Linked DNA regions of Mus musculus: region 2 is linked to region 1. The links are chromatin loops, found by intact Hi-C in ENCODE. Cell type or tissue: heart. All regions are shown on one strand. Each heading gives the region's core, and the rest is flanking DNA. Links, peaks and the distances in the headings are about the cores only. Region 1 overlaps Rab44 (RAB44, member RAS oncogene family). Region 2 overlaps Cpne5 (copine V).

Region 1 (9,338 bases), core at 345-8,344:
TACATATAATAAATAAATAAATCTTAATTTAAAAAAAAAAAAAAAAACAAAAAAAAAAAAAAACAAAAACTCTCAACCCTTATGCCAAACACATGTTGGCTTACACCTTTAATCCCAGCACTCGGGAGGCTGAGGACAGTGGATTCTATGTGTTCAAGGCTAGCCTGGTCTACAGAGTGAGTTCCCAGACAACCAGGACTACACAGAAAACCACTGTGAGGGTTGGGGGGAGGGAAGTTGAACCTATTTTGAATTTCCAAATTCCATGTGTAATTTCTAGACAGGAACTAGTTTTGGCCTAAGGGATGATTTTATATATTAAATCCAAGAAGTCCCATGGGTTTAATCTACACCCAGGCTTCACCTTTAGAAATAACCCAAATCGGGGCTGGAGAGATGGCTCAGCGGTTAAGAGCATTGACTGCTCTTCCAGAGGTCCTGAGTTCAATTCCCAGCAACCACATGGTGGCTCACAACCATCTGTAACGGGATCTGGTGTCTCTGAAGACCGCTACAGTGTACTCATATGTGTGTGTATGTATGTGTGTGTGTATATATATAATAAAATCTTTAAAAAAAAAAAGAAAGCAAGAAAAGAAAGAAAGAAAGAACCAAAGTCTTTCATACATCAAGAAACAGGGAAATTTTTTTGTTTGGTTTTTTTTTTTTTTTTTTTTTTTTTTTGGTTTTTTGAGACAGGGTTTCTCTGTACAGCCCTGGCTGTCCTGGAACTCACTTTGTAGACCAGGCTAGCCTCAAACTCAGAAATCCGCCTGCCTCTGCTTCCCGAGTGCTGGGATTAAAGCTGTGCACCACCATGCCCAGCGAAATTATTTATAATGACAAGAAAAATTATCTGAGACTTGAGACTAAGTCAAAAAGGTAAGATCATACTCTATGATTGCATGACCATCCAGAGGTGGAAAACAGCCATGAACTGTCCGTACCAGGGGAATGGACTGGTCATATCTCACTGTCTTCTTTTTGGTTTTTGAGACAGGATCTCACTCTGAAGCCCTGGCTAGCCTGGAACTTGATATGTAGACCAAACTAGTCTCATTGATGAAAAGGTCCAGTCTCAGGCCAGGAGACAGCTTAGTAGGGTAAAAGTTCTCGCTGTGTGTTGTGAAGCAATTGCCTCTGAATCGAAACATTCCTGCCAGTAGACAGAGGGAGTCAGGAGACTCTTCTAGCAGAAGTCACGTGTGTAGGGAAGCTGAAGCTTGCAGGGCTCTGGAGGGAGCCTTCCCAGATTTATAGAATAAGTAAACAACCTGTGTGGGAGGAGACACTGACCAGCCCCAGGCAGAGAGGAGATTCTTGCACTGCCTGTAAACTATGCAGTGCTCCAGAATTACTGCGAGTTAGGGTGGGGCACTCTGATAATACAGCTGCTTCTGGGCCATCCTGCTTCTGTAACTCTGCGCCCCTACTCCTGTTAGGAACCCCAATAAAAACTCATTGGTTCAACTATTTGGACCTTGGTCTGTCATGGATTCTCTGCATACAGCCAGTAGCTCTGTGTGTGTGCATGTGTGATTGTGTGTGTGTTGAATGTGTGCATGTGCATATGTGTGGGATGTGTGTGTGGAATGTGCATGTATATATGTGTGCTGTACATATGCATGTGTGTGTGCTTGTGGAATACATATGTATGTGTGGTTGTGTGTGTGTACATGTGTATGTTGCAGCTCCCCTGAAATAGTCTTTCACATACTACCAAGCAAGCCTGAGTTTGATCTTCAAACACCATGTTAAAGGCTAGATTTGGGTGACTCGCCTGTAATCCCAACACTTCAGGATGGGAGACAAAGACAGGAGAATTGGCCAGAAGCTTGAACTGCACAGTGGCAGAAACACACACGCACAAGAACACACCCATGCACGAATACACACACATCTTATTTTTAAAAGTCCCAGACATACTGAAGTCACTCATTAACTTGAAAGTTTCATCTAGGAAAGATGAAGTCAGTTTCTGGCGAGGATTCAGGGCCTGTTGGACATTAGCCATCTTTTCAAATTGAACCGAGCCACGTTACCCTCACTGCCTACAAGTCTCTGAGCTCAAGGGCTCTGTGCCCTGCTCATGACATTTCGCTATAATCCCTGGTTAATTAGTAATAAATTAGATAAGATCTTTCTTTGGCTGGTGAGATGGCTCACCAGGTAAAGGTGCTTGCCTCTGAGCCTAACAACCTGAGTTTGACCCCATGGAAGGAAAGAACCAATTCATACAGGTTGCCCTCTGACCTCCACACATGCACTGTGGCGTGCATGCTCCCACCCACCTGCACACAAGATGGATATGTAGAAGGGATGACTTCAAACTTATGACCCTCCTGCCCCCAGCTCCTGAGTGCTGGGGTCACATGTGCTACCATGCTCACTTTATCTGGTGGCAAGAACTGAACCTGGGGCCTTGTGCATGGTAGGCAAGTGCGTTACCAACTGAGCCATACCTGGGTCCCTATAGCAACCGTCCAGATAGGGAAAGGACAAAATGGAATGTGGAGTGACACCTAGAAGTAGCAGCAGACCCCCGCATGCCCTTTTGCACTAAATAAGAAGAAATCGTCAGCCATGTTGGTCTGGACCACGGGCCAAAGCCTCTTACTGAAAGCCACACTGTGGTCCCTCGGGAGACTTACACTCATTAACCTGTTTCAGTCCCTAGTACTCTGACTGTTCCCCAAGATGAATATCCCTGTTCTAAACACCCCAAGTCAAGTGTGGTGAGCCTACCGGTCATCCCAGGACTGGGGAGGCTGAAGCAAGAGAATTGAGACCAAACGGTGCTACATAGAGAGACCTGTCTCGAAAATCTCTCTCACAAGGGTTGGAAAGATGGCCCAGCAGTTAGCAGTGCATACTATTCATACAGAGAACCCATGTTTGGTTCCCAGCACCCATGTCAGGTGGCTTACAGCTGCATGTAACTCCAGGACCGTCTTCTGGACTCTGTGGTACCTATGTATCACTGTACACAAGTCCATACGTATGCACATTATTGGGGGTTTGGGAGCAGGGGTGAGACAGGGTTTCATTGTGTAACCCAGGCTGGCCTCCAACTCACAGAGATCCACCTGCCTCTGTCTCTTAAGCACTGGAATTAAAGGTGTGTGCCACCCCTACCCAGTGTCACACTATTAAAAATAATAGAAATAGAAGGAGTGGATACTCACAGTCAGCTATTGGTTGGATCACAGGGCCCCCAATGGAGGAGCTAGAGAAAGTATCCAAGGAGCTAAAGGGATCTGCAACCCTATAGGTGGAACAACATTATGAACTAACCAGTACCCCGGAGCTCTTGACTCTAGTTGCATATGTATCAAAAGATGGCCTAGTCGGCCATCACTGGAAAGAGAGGCCCATTGGACACGCAAACTTTATATGCCCCAGTACAGGGGAACGCCAGGGCCAAAAAGTGGGAGTGGGTGGGTAGGGGAGTGGGGAGGAGGGTATGGGGGACTTTTGGGATAGCATTGGAAATGTAAATGAGGAAAATACCTAATTAAAAAAAAAAGGATTGAAAAAAAAAAAGAAAAAAAAAATAGAAATAGCCAAGCATAGTAGGCAGAGACTGAACTCTGTGAGTTCAAGGACAGCCTGGTCTGTACAATGAGTTCCAAGACATCCAGGGCTGTATAGAGAGGCCCTGTCTCATAATAATAATAGTAATAATAATAGTAGTAATAATAAGTCTTTTAAAACACTCACACATCACTATATTTGAGTTATTTCTGGGGCACAAAGTTCTCTCCTTTGTTAAAATGCAAATGTTTCCAGGAAAGGGTAATATTTTAAGCCTCATCAGTCACCTATGTGTTGGTATAAACAAATTCTTAATACTATCTGAGAGTGAATTTGGATGCAGGAGGGAATAAGCAAGCAAGCTAAGCCTTAGAATAGGAAAATTCAAGAATCTGCACGAAAGGATTCCAGGTGTGATTCCAGGGCCCCATGCTCACCGCCAGATCCTCCCGGGTAACAAAGCCCCTTTCCTTGGCTCCACAGTCCTGGAAGAAGCCCTGAAGCTCCGCATCAGCATCAGAGGGCCAGGACTCAGCCTCCGCGGCCACGGGGGCATCCTGACCGTCAGCTGGCTCTCGTGCCTGCCTCCGCCGGCTGGATGCCAGCTTCCGGCCTTTTCTGGACACTCCCTTTCCTTTCTCCATTGTGCCTCAGGCCTGGGGACAGAGGAGAAAAGGGTGATGAACCACTGAATCCATCCCCGTTCCCCAGCTACTGAGCACAGCCAGTGTCCCCATCCTTCCATGGCTGACAGAGCCCCTGCATAGCCTGGTCCACATCCACCTGCTCAAGCCCCTGCCCTGTGGAAGACCCCCTTCACTTCCAGCTGCCTTCTGAGCTCTTCGCCTAACTCCTCCAGTCTCTGTGCCAGTCTGGAAGCCTGCACTGACAGCTGCAGGAGGAACACAAGACAGGAAGGTCCTGCCTTCGAATCTTTGGGATTTTGCTGTCTGGAGGCAGAATTGCTCCTGGACAACTCCTGCTGTCCTTGCTCCAGCTCAGGTTCTGGACTCCAACAGCATCAGAGTAACTGATCTTAAGCTCTACTGTTCCCTCCTCAGCCTCATCCCTCCATCTTTCCCCCCTTTCAATACATTGTATGTGTGTGTGTGTTGTGTTATGTGTATGTGTGTATATGTACATGTATATGTATTTGTGTATATGCATGTGTGTATATGTATGTATATTATGTGTATATTTGTATATGTATGTATTTGTGTATATGTGTGTATATGTGTATATGTATTTGTGTATATGTGTATGTGTGTACATGTGTATATGTATTTGTATATATTTATATATGCATGTGTACATGTGTGTATGTGTGTATATGTATTTGTGCATATGCATATATGTGTATATATGTGTGCATGTATATGTATATATATATACATATACACATATATGTGTGTGTGTCCATATGTATGTATGAGTGTATATGTACATATCGGTGTATGTGTATAAGTGTATGGGTGGTGAAAATGTGTATTATGTGAATGTATATGTATTTGTGCATATGTTTGCATATGTGTATGTATATGTTGTATACATGTATATATATTTGTGTGTATATACATATGTATATATGTGTATATATGTATGTACATGTATATATGTATGTATATGTGTGTATATGTGTGCATATATATTTGTGTATATATGTCTGTATACATGTGTATATGTGGGTGTGTATGTATGTGTGTATGTGTCCATGTAGGTATGTATGTATATATACGTATGTGTGTATGTGTATATATGTGTGTGCATATATGGTGTGTGTGTTCCCAGATGCCAGAGGAGGACACAAGATGCCCTATTCTCACTGTCTGCCTTACTCCATTGAGACGGGGTCTCTCAAAGAACCTAGAACTGGCTAGACTGGCCAGCAAGTCAGCCCCAGTGATCTTCTGTTACTGTTGGGGGAGGGAGCTCACAGGCACATGTGGCCATGCCTGGCTTTTACATACATGCTGGGGATTTGAACTTTGGTCCTTATGCTGGTGCCCCATGCGCTCTTACCCACTGATCCCTGGCTCTCATTTCTCTCCTTAACACAAATGGAAGTGTCCCTGCCTCTCCCGTTCTTAGGGTCTACATGACACAGCTTCTTCTTCCTTCCAAGTGTCCGCATCGTCTGTGGGAACCACTTGAGACCCACTGATGGTTCCCTGAACACCAGACTTCCTCCCATCCCAGTTCCCTACATCCCAAAGCACCACCCCATCTAGCTAACACTTTCCAGTCTCAGTCACCATCCCCACATGGCTGCCACCAGCCACTTCCAAGCCCTCTCTGCAGGCACCCCCATGCTTCCAGCTGGACACTAAGGCTGGGCCCCTTGCACTAGTGAAGTGGAAGACACTGATACCCAGGGTGTCGGGACATGAGCGGAGTGGAGAGGAGGCTGGTGGTATTTGAGGAAGAGTATAGGATTTGCAGAAGGATTGGAAGGTTGGGAGGGGGAAGCAGATTCCAACGGAGCTCAAGATGGAAGGTTACAGGCTGAGAGGAGCTCAGAGGGTCTGCTGCAGGGATGGTGGCCAATCTAAGGGACAGGAGACAGTCGCAAATCCTCTCCTGGATGAGCCCCACCCCCACCCCATCCCCTACAACAGCACAGAGCTCAAAGGAGGCAACCTCATTCCCTGTATAGTCCTAAAGTTTAATGAAAATGTTCACTCTGTGTGTCTGTGTGTGTGTGTCCAGCCTTATGCTGCAGGCAGCAGCAGATCTGGCATCTCTGGGCCTCTCCCTGCCAAAGGACAGTCACAACACACACCAATACTGGTGAAAGGAAGAAAGAAAGAAAGAAAGAAAGAAAGAAAGAAAGAAAGAAAGAAAGAAAGGAGGGAGGGAGAGAGGGAGAGGGAGAGAGAGAAAGGAAGGAAGAAAGAAATAAAGAAAGAAAGAAAGAAGGGAGGGAGGGAGGGAGGGAGAGAGGGAGAGGGAGAGAGAGATAGAGAAAGGAAGGAAGAAAGAAAGAAAGAAAGAAAGAAAGAAAGAAAGAAAGAAAGAAAGAAAGAAAGAAAAAGAGACTGAAGAGAAATGAACTTAGAGATGATACACAATCTCCAACTGGGTTCCCTAGCTAAAAAGGGAGGGGAAAGGGGGATCTGGAGCCAGGTGCAGAGGCGCACACCCGCTACCTCATCCATCACTCACAAGGCCAGAGCTGAGGAGAGCGCCAGCTGTGCAGGCCTGAGGTCCTGACTTCAAACACCTGGCACCACATAACAAAGTCAGAAAGGACTGCATGCCTCTGACCCAAAGATGGGGGTTAAGCAGGTGGACGCTGGGAGGCTGCCAGCCCCTCTAGCCAAAGCTATGAGCATCTAATTGAGACCAGATTCCTTTTCTTAAGGACAGAGAGAAACGGAGGATCACAGCAGGCAACACACTTTGGCCCATGCATGTGTGTACATGGACACATATACCCATTCAACACATATGCACATGCATGTACACACACACACACACACACGCGTGTGTGTATATATGTGTATATGTATATATATATGCGCATGCATGCTGGTGAGATGGCCCAGCAGATAAAAGCGCTTGTCACCAAGCATGCCTTGAGTTTGAACTTCAGAATACACATGGTAAAATAAGAGAACTGACCCTGTAGGCTCCTCACTAACCTACACACACACACACACACACACACACTTAAATAAATGATTTTTTGAGATATACTTAGGAAACAACTACAGAAATGTGAACATAGGTTATATCTGAAACCATTACTTCCCATGGGTTCACTCGGCACGCTGAAGGCATTAGAGTCAGGATGGGACCCTCTTTTAAGACTTTGATTGAGCCAGGCGTGGTAGCACACATTTTAATCCCAGCACTCCAGAGGTAGAGACAGAAGGATCTCTGAGTTCAGTGGCAGCCTGGTCTCCACAGTGAGTTCGGGGCCAGCCAGGGCTGCATGGGAAGACCCTGTCCACAAAGATATCTGCTGGGGAGGGGTGATCCTGTCACCTGCCTTCCGACTGTTACAGTAAACACACAGACGTCAGAGAGTGTGGGTGCAGAGGGGCACGTGGATAAGAAGTAAACTGGGGCAAATGCCTCCGTCTCACAGTATATTGGTCAGTGGGACAAGTGACGCCAGGGTATATCAGTCACTGCTATCAGCCCAGTTCTGCAGATTTCTAGGAAAAGGCTAGAAAGTCCTTGCATTCAGCCGCCTGAATGTCACCAGTATTTTCTGCATGTGTCACCCCTATACTGCACCAAACAGTGATGGGGCATGTACCCCTCCTTGGCCACATTCACCCACACCCAGAAAGCCACTGTCCACCTCCCTACAACATCCCCCTAAGAGGAAAGCCCCTCCCCTTTATGACTGTTAGGGGGCAGCTCCAGCCTCAAGGACATACAGTCAAGGAGAGACCTGCTGAGGGCAGGTAACAGTAGAGGCCTAGAGTCAAGGGAAAGGAGGCTCTATGGGGAGCGAGCTCTGAAGTCAGGTGGAGCTCTTCTTTCCCTCCTGGCCCTGCTCTCTCCAGTAAGGCAGCCTCAGGCAACCCACTCACCCTCTCAGTGACTCAGTTTCCTCACTAGAAGCAGACAAGTATCTGGGTGTGGTGATGTCTGCCAATAATCCCTGGGAGGCTAAGACAGAGACCACAGTGCATTCAAGACCAGCGTATTCTACAGAGTGAGACCTTGCCTCTCTCTCTCTCTCTCTCTCTCTCTCTCTCACACACACACACACACACACACACATACACACACAGTCATACATACTTAAACACATGTTCACGCTCATGCCCACACACACTCATACACACTTACATATGCATACACATTCACACACACATACACACATTCACACATACATGCTCAACACACATACACTCATACACACTCTCACACACTCACAGACATACTCACACATGCTCTCTAAAACACGCAATCACACACAGAGACATACTCACGCTCACAAGCTCACAGACACACACACACATACACACTCACATACAAGCTAAGGAAAAGCAAAAATCAGAGTAACATTTACCACCAGAATCATGTGAGGCTCAAGCAAGAAAATTAAAGTTAAAACCACGCCACCCCAGCAAGGAGTACCCCCTTTCTGGTTCCACTTTCTCAATTTCCATTCTCAGAAACGTCTTCAACTCGTTTATCCTGCAAATTCGAATCACCTTTTACTAAACTATACACCAGTGCTTGGCATTCAGCTGGCAGTTAGCAAATATTTGTTGGCCCTGATCGAGTTGGGTGTCGGGTCCCCGGGGACTGCTGGGTAAAGGCCACATTGACAACAGTGATGATGTCACTGATGGGCATGAGGCTCAAAGTCGTCCAAGTAACAGCTGGGCTCCACACAGAGCCAACCAGAAACTGAAGGAGTGAGTCTCCTTGAAACTGGCTGCCTGTCTCACCCAGGACGGACCTCCCCAGGGCCGTTTCTGGAACCACGACTCTGTAAGGAAGCGGACACACCAGGGAAGCAGCCCTGGATGGGACAAAGACTTCAGAGCTGTCCACATGCAGGCCAGCTGTGCTTCCTGGGCAGCCAGGGCTGGCCCTGAGCTCAGAAAGTCACAGAAGCACCGTGTACTCCCTGTGAGCGGATAAAGGCACAGACCTGGCCAGATGAGGCTCCTGCAGTAATGGACCTCCAGAGGCAGAGGAGTTCAAATCCCCAAATAAGCTCTTCGAATGTGGGGAACACCTCTCTGCAGTGTGTTCCCAGAAGTCCCCTGGCATTTCGTAGGAAAGTGGTACCTAGGGTCACCTCACTCAGCTCCACCAGGCAAAGACATCTAGGG
Region 2 (9,338 bases), core at 983-8,982, 49 kb before region 1:
ACTCTTTGGGAGTTTGAGGTAGGAGGATTGGAGTTTGAGGCCAACCTGGGCAACACAATGGGGAGCTATCTCAGAAAGAAAAAGTTAATAAGAAAGGCATATGGTGGTCACGTCTATCATCCCAGCGCTCCGGAAGCAGAGGCAGAAGGTACAGGAGTTCAAGGCCACCCTTGCCGACACAAGTTCACGACTAAGCTGGGATGCACAAGACAGTGTCTCCGAAAGCCCAAAATATTAATAAAAATAAAATAAACAGCACTCGGGAGGCAGAGGCAGGCGGATTTCTGAGTTCGAGGCCAGCCTGGTCTACAAAGTGAGTTCCAGGACAGCCAGGGCTATACAGAGAAACCCTGTCTCGAAAAACCAAAAAAAAAAAAAAAAACAAACAAACAATTTTTTTAAATGTTATTGAGCTGGGTACAGTGGATGAACCTTTAATCCCAGCACTCAGGAGGCATTGGCAAGTGGAGTTCTAGGCCAGCCTGGTCTACATTAGAATGTTTCAGGACAGCCAGGGCTACGTAGTGAGGCCCTGTTTGGGGAAACTGTCTCAGCAGTGCGGAGCTAATGAATACCTTTAAGCCAGTCACTTGAATTTGACAATTGTTAAATTTTACTGTATCACCTTATCTATATTTTACTAATGCAATTTAAAGGAGATTCCACGGTGGCATTTACCCCTAAATATTTCATTAGAAATGTCTAAAAAAATAAGCACATTTCTGCCACGTAACTCTCAATGCAGTTATCCCACCTGACATTGAACAGTACTTGACTGTCATCCAGAGTCGTTCCCTCTGCAGAGATTGTCCCCAGATGCCTTCTCTTGCTCATTTAAATGAGAATCCAAGCAGACCTGTGGCTCCTTCCTCTGGGACTCCGAATTCTGTCAAGTAGCCTGGCTTTCTTGGTCCACGGCTCCCTTCCCATACTCTGTGACTTGGGGTGGAGGCCCTGGCAGAATGGGGGCGGGGCAGGTCTGGGAGAGGCTGTAGTGGGCGACATCGACATCCATCGGTACCCTGGGCCTCCAGCCTCAGCAGCATCTTCTCTTGCAGCCATGACTTCATTGGGGAGTTCACCACCAGCTACCGGGAGCTGGCACGTGGCCAGAGTCAGTTCAACATCTATGAGGTAAGATGCTCCAGGGGTGGGGTCTCTCCTCATGGGGGTGCTGGGTCAGCAAGGACCCAGGAGCTCTGAGAGGGGTTGGGGCCAGGGATTTCCGGATTGTCTCACAAGGTGGGTTTCATGTTTCCATTTCACAGATCTCCCCACACACCTCATACACCACACACCCAACCATACACCATACCCCCACACAAACACACAGCGCTAAGTCATCTGACTTCCAAGTTCTTGAGTTCCACCCCTTGCAGAACACTTCTGATAGGTCCTTAAGAAAGTCCTGGGTGCGGGCTGGCGAGATGGCTCAGCGGGTAAGAGCACTGACTGCTCTTCTGAAGGTCCTGAGTTCAAATCCCAGCCCCCACAGGGTGGCTCACAACCATCCGTAATGAGATCTGACGCCCACTTCTGGTGTATAATAATGTATAATAATAAATAAATCTTTGGGCCAGAGAAAGCAGGAACTGAACCAGCAGGCCTGACTGGAGCAAGAGGGGTTGACTTGGAGCGAGCAGAGGTCCTAAAATTCAATTCCCAACAACCACATGAAGGCTCACAACCATCTGTACAGCTCTGTATAGCTACAGTGTACTCACATACATAAAAATAAATAAATAAATTTTTATAAAAGTAATTTAATAGCCACTCCCCTCCCCCACACACACACCACCATTCCCCGGCCCTACACACACACCTCCAACACACACCACAGGAAGAGCACCAGGAAGGAAGGGAAAGATGTCTAACAAGCCAAGACCTGAGGTCCCAACTCCAGAGTGGCCCCACGTCTTCAGACAAAGCTTGTGGTCCTCTGGAGGAGTAGCCAGTGCTCTTAACCACTGAACTATCTTTCCGACCTTCATAGTGGTTTTGGGGAAGGAGTCCCCTAGCCCAGGCAAGGCAGACTGTACCTTTCTTTGGGAAGTGGGTGGAGCAGTTATCTCTCTTGGGGTTTGGCTTCCAGTGGCTGTGAAGTCTTGGGTGAAATGGAAATCGGAAGCTGCACAGATGGGGCGGCCGGTTTCCTTCCGTTTCCTCAGACAGCCTCTTTGCAATCAACAAGATACGAGCTGCCTGAGCCAGGGGAAAACCACCTCCGTTTCTGGCGCCCCGCCCCCACCCCCGGGGGGGCAGCTTTGGACCCAAGGGGTGTCACCAGGAGGCCAAGTGGGCCCAGGAAGCCCTTGCTAGAGTCAGGAGTGTGAAAAAGGTCCTCACCAGTCAACACCCCACCTCCAACCCTGAAGCCACCCTGGCGGGACACACTTTTAAAGCAGCTGTTCCTGGGACCCAGCCTCTGCTAAAGAATCACTCAGACGCTGAGCCTCTTCAAGTCCTACTGTCCTTCTGACAGCCCCAGACAAGCCTCCAGTCTCCAACCCCTCCAGTGATCCCCAACAGCACACCCCCCCCCCACCTCCTGAGCTCCCACCATCCTCTGCAGGGTGTGGGGCTTTGCAATAGGATTCTAGTCTCTTCTAACCTCCACAGTGACCAGAATGCTCTGGGTGTGGCTCCGTGTTGCCTTGAAATGAACTTCACCCCACACCCCCACTCTCTAATGTTAAGGCAGATCTCCACTTAAGCTGGCACTGAGTATTAACCTGACCCCATTGTCACCACACCTGAGCCCCACGGGCCTACAGAGGGGAGTGTGCTCCTTCTGTGAAGAGAGGCACGGCTCATGTCTGTCTGGGCCCCGAGCACTGAAGCTGCTGCCTCCCCAAGGACTCTACTGAGTCAATATGGTCCCACTTCTGATCAATATGGTCCCCAGAGGCTTTCTCAAATGTCCCCTCAAGGAAGTCATCACCTTTGCAAGTCTCTACAGGCACACTCTTCTTCCCGAGGTTGTGCCTGGGGCCTTTCCATGACCATGAGACCCTCAGAGGTGGGCCGGTTCATTCTGCATTCCCAGCAGCCTGGTGCACAGGAAACCAGATTTCAGACATGGGGAAAGGTAGCCGCCTAGTGGAGCGGGCCAGTTCCTTGTAGCGTCCCTAGGGGGTGCTGTGGCCCTGTGTGAAGCCTGACAGTCACTTGTAGCTAGAGAGGCTAGGATGAGGGAGGTTCTAGGAAATCCCAGGAGAGCTCAGAGCAGACAGGGTGCTAACTCACTGTCCACTTCGCTCAGATCTGACGCCAACGGTTGCTTTAACATAAAAAAAAAAAAAAAAGAGTAGGTTCAGAGAGCGGAAGTGTGACTGACTACACGTTAATTTAAAGATAATGCCAAAGGCTTCAAAGAAATGTGTCAGGCACGGTTGTGTGTATCTGTGGTCCCCACCACTCAGAAAGCAGAAGCAGGGGAATGTGACCTCAAGGCCAGCCTAGACTACACGGTGAGACCCCTGTCTCAACAATAGAAAGCAAACCAAAATGAGTCTAAGAGGTACTATAAAGAAATCTACACCCCTAAACCGTGTTCTGCTCGCTCCACTCTGCTGCAGGGAACCGTGAAGCAGGGGTCGGAGGTACATTTTGTTCCAAACCCCGAATAAGCTCAGCTGGGTAAACATTAATGTTGAGTCTGCAACTCTGCCCTTCTGCCTGGCAGCCAGGTGGTATTAGAGAAGGCTGCCCCATGGCTAGAGAGGCACTTCTAGGATGTTCAGCATCTCAGACCCAGCCTCAGTCCCCACCTGAGCATGATGCCAGCCCTCCCATTTGAACTTGTCACTCATCCATCACGGGTGACAGCTCTGTACGTATGCACCGCTGGCCTGGAGACAGGTTTCTCTTCCTGTGTCTACCCAGATGGCTGTGTGACTTAAGCAAATCGCCTGGCATCTCTGTGTCCTGGTTCCCTTCGTCTCTGAAGTGGGCATCAATCCTTGTTAGACCGAAGAAACTGCAGTTAAAGACATAGGGAGGGAAGACAGGAAGCTGGTGGCGCACGCCTTTAATCCTAGCACTTGAGAGGCAGAGGCAGATGGTGGATCTCCGAGTTCAAGGCCAGCCTGGTCTACAGAGCAAGTTCCAGGCCAGCCAGAGCTATGTAGGGAATGCCGTCTTGAAAAAACAACAAATAAAAAGACATAGGAAAGATCCCCAAGAGAGGCACGTGGGATATGCCATGTGGGAGAGGGGATAAGAGTTTGAGAACAGCCTGGCTCTGTTGATTGCACACCAGAGAAAGCCCAGATCTCTCGTGTTGAGCCTGGGAACAGAGAGCTCCGTGCAGCATGGCTCACCAGGACAAGGTGGCCCTCCTCCCAGCCCCAGGGCTTCTCCAACACCAGTAACCACAACTACAGCTGGGTCACTGCTCTGAGGCAGCGTCTTGACCTCCCACCCGCTCCCCGAGTGGTGACAACCACCTACAGACTTTACTAGATGTCAGGGGTGAAGGGTGTCACCCACTGTTGTCACTAGTGGGGGGACAGAGACATCCTGAGTCTTTACAGAGCCTACTGTGCGGAGCCTTGTCATGGGACGAGCAGGTTTGGTTTGGAAGCTTCCTACTGTGGGTCAGGGTGGCCCAGAGCCAGGCTCATAGGCTCAGGGCACCCCTGAGTGGGAGCCCCAAGGAGAATGGGGAAGGCAGGACTGCAAATGTGTAGGGGGTAAAAGAGCGGCCCAGCCAGCACAGGCAGGCGTGGGCAGAGTTGTCTTGCAACACCTGGTTGCTCTGGCAGGTTTAAGGGTATTGGGAGACAAAGCTAAAGAAACTGTCTCAGTGTGATGGATACTGGGACTCAGGGTTAATGAGGATGCCCAAGTGCCAGCATCTCACAAAGCCTGGCAAAGCCCTTCCCAAGCTGCGGTCACACCCGTACCCTGCTGGGCTGATGCCCAAGCCACACCCAGGTCTGCTGGGAGCCCCGAAACTGTCCCGACTGCTTTCAAACAGTGGTTACTTTTCCCTACAGGTGATAAATCCAAAAAAGAAAATGAAGAAAAAGAAATACGTGAATTCTGGCACGGTGAGTAGCGCCCCCTGTCGCAATGGAGGGGCATTGCCCTGAGCCAAAAGCCAGGCTGAAGGGCAGGGGTCCCATCTAGGTGAGTGGGTAGCAGAGAACCATCAGCCTCAGGGAATCTCTGCAGGAAGGAAAAGCGGGTGTGCATGTGGGGAATCCCCAGGAACTGGGCACTGTGAGAGGCCACACTGGCATCCACTATCATGGAGAGGAGCAGGGAAGTGACTCAGTCAAGGTTAGACAGCGAAGAGTCATGCAGGAGTCAACTCCACCTTTCATCCTGCGTGGGCAGCAGCAGGCACTGCCGCTGAGTAACTGTTACCACCAGAGACCACTTTGGTCCTTGATTTGTGAGGGCTGGTGGGCTGGACATTCTAACATTCAGCAAATATGTGCTGGGCTCTCAGCAGAACCATACGGGCAAATGACACAGGCAGGAAACGGAAGACCCAGGTCCCTGGTGCTTATAACAGGGGAGGCAGAGGGTTCTTTAGTACCTGCACACACATCAGTGAAATGATTTCAAGAGCTGTGGGGGAAGGTGAAACAGAATGGATCAGATATTGAGAATACATAATAAATATAGAATACAGAATAAATACAGAATAAAGGGACCCAGCCCTCAAAAACAGCATATGCAAAGGCCCTGGGGGCAGCTGTAGATGTGGTTACTGGTGTTGGAGAAGCCCTGGGGCCGGGAGGAGGGCCACCTTGTTCTGGTGAGCCATGCTGCATGACCACACTGCACGGAGCTCTCTGTTCCCATGTTCAACATGAGAGATCTGGGCTTTCTCTGTTGTCTATTCTAGAATGGGTCCGTATATTTGCTATGCAAATGTACCTGGGTTTGTGCCCTCTTTCCCTCCTCTGACCCTTATTCCTGAGAGAGATGTCTCTGTCAGGTAATGTAGTCACTAGGCTCAGAAGAGTTCTCTCCCCGAATCCCATCCTCCTTGGAGCAACCCCACATGTAAAATGGAGCCAGCACTGGGGGTGGTGACAGACCTATGGAAGGTAGGCCTCTGATTGTCCCATACTCCGCTCATGTGTGGGAGAAATGAACCAAGACTCTCCTGTGTACCGCTCCTTCCAATCAAGACTCTTCTGTGTGGGGCTTCTTCACACTCGGGGACTTGGATGCGCTGATGTCCCTGACTGCAGTGTCCCCCAGGTAGAAACAGCATTTGTTTGGGCAGTGCCCTGTGCTCACAGGCCTTCCCCATTCACAATAGAAGCACGCCCAGTCTTTGCCATTAGACCTGGGTAATTCCCCCCCCCCCACCCCAAACACACATCCTAAGTGCCCCAGAGGAGGCAGGACCTCCCCAGAATGGCAGTTCTTTAGATGTGCAACCAAAATGAAAAAGGTCTCGAAACCATTCCTTTTGACCAGCCTTCCTAGCAATGAAGAGAAGGGATCTATTCCAGGCCCCACACGGAGCTAGGAACAGCACAGGCCTCCCAGGGCCTGGGGTGGGGTGGGGCCATCCCTGCTGCGGGGGCACTCATGGGAAGAGTTAAACAAAGTTCCCCAAAGATCCATTGCTCAGACCTGAAGACTCAGAAGCTCGCACTGGCCAGCGTTGGGGCTGGGCAGCTGGACAGGGTGAGAAACTCTGGTGTCTTCTTCAGAGGCTCCACCTGGGCTGTTGCTGCAGCTCTTTCTGGTTGGCTGAGCCACCACCCCTGGGAGGAGGTTCAGTGGCCTCTCAGGTGCTTGGCACACCGTGCCCCTGGGTGTGGCTCTCCGGGACCACTGCACACAGACCTTCTTGTTGAGGGACTTCAGCTTTGTCACAGCTGGCTTAGCTGAGCTGACACTTAGACCACACCAGCCGGGAGGCCTTGGTCTCCGCCCCTCCCCCCCTTCAGGTGCCTTGCTCTTCCTCCTCTCCGTGGCCCAGAATTCTTTGCGGCAGGCTGCCTAAGTGGGCAGAGCCATTGCCACAGTCCCTTGGGGCACAGAAGGCAGGAGGCTTCAAGTCAAGAGGAATCTTGAGTAGGAGGCACCTGTGGGGAAAGGATGGGATACTCAGAGGGTCTTGGGGGTGAAGGGGTAGAGACTGAACAGCACCCCGGAAGGGAGCATGACAGGCAAGGCCAGAGAAGAGAACAGTTCAGAGACAGAGGCGTGGGCTCCATGCCAGTCAGAGACACAGGCATGGACGGGTGGCTGGATCTACATCAGAAAGATTCCCCAGGCCTCCATACTGCAGGCCAGGGCTCTGGGTTTCCCCAGGGCTCACTTGGAGGATGCCTGGTCCCTTACCCCGAGCCCTGTGCTTCAGCAGTTGGGTTATCAAAGTTAAGTTAAATGTGGCTCAATGTCATCCTTGGCTACACAGGAGTTCAAGGGCAGCTCGGGCTAGGTGAGACCCTGTCTTGACATGAAAGTCAGGGAGGTTCTGAATTCAGACCTACTAGGCTCATATTCCCACTGTGCCACATCCTGGCAGCTGCCTTGGAACCTCAGTTTCCTTGGCTGTAAAATGGAGATAAACGTCCTCCGTGGGATGGCCACAGGCACTAGGGAAACCAGTCCCTGAAAACGGCCCACAGGCAGAGTGTGCCATCGGATCCTGGCCATCCCCTGGGCTCTCCACTAACCACACTCCCTTTTTTTCCCAGGTCACCCTGCTTTCCTTTGCGGTAGAGTCAGAGAGTACCTTCCTGGATTACATCAAAGGAGGGTGAGAGAAACAGGGCCTGGCCTCCCCAGCCCCAGGGAGAGGGCAGGGCTCCATACCATGTAACCAGAGCGTGCCCCACAAGGCCCCAACTGGAGCCCAACACTGGGCTCCCAGGAGACTCCACCTTAGAGCTGAGAACTCTGCCTACCTCTGGATTCCAAGCCCAGGACACCTGCCTGGGTCATGTGGAATTCCTGAGCAGAGAGAGGCCCTGGTGGAGGTAGGAGCTCTTGTGACAGAGCCAAGGAGTGGGAGGTAGAAAGTGCTCTGCACAGGCATCAGGAGATGCAGGTTCTAGGTCCCTGTTTGCCTTGAATTTCCTGAGTTACTGTGGGTGAGTCATGTTCTTTCTGTGAGTATCGCTCCTGCCAGAGTTTAAGTGTGGGGCAAGGAACCTGTCGGGAGGGACATTAGGGGACAGTCCCAGGGACAGCAGGTGTCCAACCCCAAGCTGAAAGAGCAAAAGGAACTGCAGAGGGGTGACCTCCAGGCCATGACAGGCAGCACAGCCAGGCTGCCTCAGCCAAGAGCTTACTAGAAATGGCCCGATTCCAAAGAGGGGCCTCCCTGGTACACTCCCTGCAGGCGGCTGCCAGGTCAGGGCGTGGGCAGCCGAGAGCCCACAGGTGCAGGTGAGGGATGACTGCCCCTGCCTGAGAGGAGCCAGGCAGGGCAGCTACCCAGGGCGCATCCCAGCCCGGCAGGAGAGGTTTGAGGCTTTTTTTTTTCTTTCTTTCTTTAATGCAAGAAAAGTGCTGTACCCCTGAGCTGTGCCCCCAGCTCTGCAAAGGCAGCCATAGTGGATCCATGCAGAGAGGCTAGAGGAGGCCTTTGGATACCCAGATACACACACCCTCTGGGTATCCAAAGGCCTCCTCTAGCCTTTCTGCATTAAAGAAGAAAAAAAAAATGCCCCAAACCTCTCTTCTATATTCCATTAAGCAGCCAACCTTCATCTTCCTAGCACCTGGCAATCTTCAAACAAGCCACATTTTGCTCTCCATCTCATTTGCATAGCACTCCTGATTTACATAGCGGGCGGGACTGAGACCTTATCTCCATTCTGCACCACCTGAGTGCTGTCCCGGCTCCTATTGTTCCTGGCTGATTAGTAATGCTAGCCTCCTAGGCTGTGTCCCAGTGGGGCTGGATACGATAAAAGCTGATCATGGGATGGCCATGATGGAGGCAAGGGGCTGCTAAAACCACAGGCACGTTCAGGAGCAGAGGGAGTGTGTCCCGGCAGGAGGCATCCTGGCTTCCCTCCCCTGCCGGCTGAACCAAAAAGGAATAAAAATGAGATTCCTGGGCCAGACGTTCTCCCTGTCACCTGTATTTTCTGTCGACTTAGAGACTGGGTGTAGTGGTGCAACCTTTAATCCAAGCAATCGAAAGGCAAAGGTGGAAGGCTTTTCATGAGTTCAAGACCAGCCTGGTAACATAGCAAGTTCTAAGCTAGCCAGAGCTGCACACCGAATCCCCATCTCAAAACTAAGTGAAAAAGAAAACAAAGAGAAAGAACTAGGGTAGAGCTGTAGAAGCTCAGGTTCTGGGTTGGGTTTTGGGCCAGACAGCATTGTGGGTAGTATCCTGTTCT

Evidence for each region. Peaks named below come from ENCODE experiments on the same cell type or tissue, not always from the same donor. Only the 100,000 strongest peaks of a DNase experiment are listed, where the experiment ranks them.
Region 2: a loop joins it to region 1, with 2.0 times the contacts of the local background. A loop is called at or near these places in 4 of 42 quality-filtered maps.

What each region holds. Positions count from the first base shown.
Region 1 is chr17:29,115,694-29,125,031 of GRCm38, reverse strand. Rab44 (RAB44, member RAS oncogene family) reads right to left here. Exons shown (of 14, transcript NM_001364848.1): 2 at 3,972-4,190. The coding sequence starts at 4,178. Among named protein-coding and RNA genes, the nearest start is that of Rab44, 6.2 kb to the right of the region's middle. In heart, for the core only: no CTCF peak of the experiment used is centred there; a DNase peak (open chromatin) is centred at 4,151; H3K27me3 peaks cover 406 bases.
Region 2 is chr17:29,165,121-29,174,458 of GRCm38, reverse strand. It overlaps Cpne5 (copine V), which reads left to right. Exons shown (of 21, transcript NM_153166.2): 12 at 1,059-1,134; 13 at 5,001-5,054; 14 at 7,680-7,741. Among named protein-coding and RNA genes, the nearest start is that of Rab44, 56 kb to the right of the region's middle. In heart, for the core only: a CTCF peak has its summit at 5,077; DNase peaks (open chromatin) are centred at 1,106, 2,158, 3,118 and 6,855; H3K27ac peaks cover 1,415 bases; H3K27me3 peaks cover 416 bases.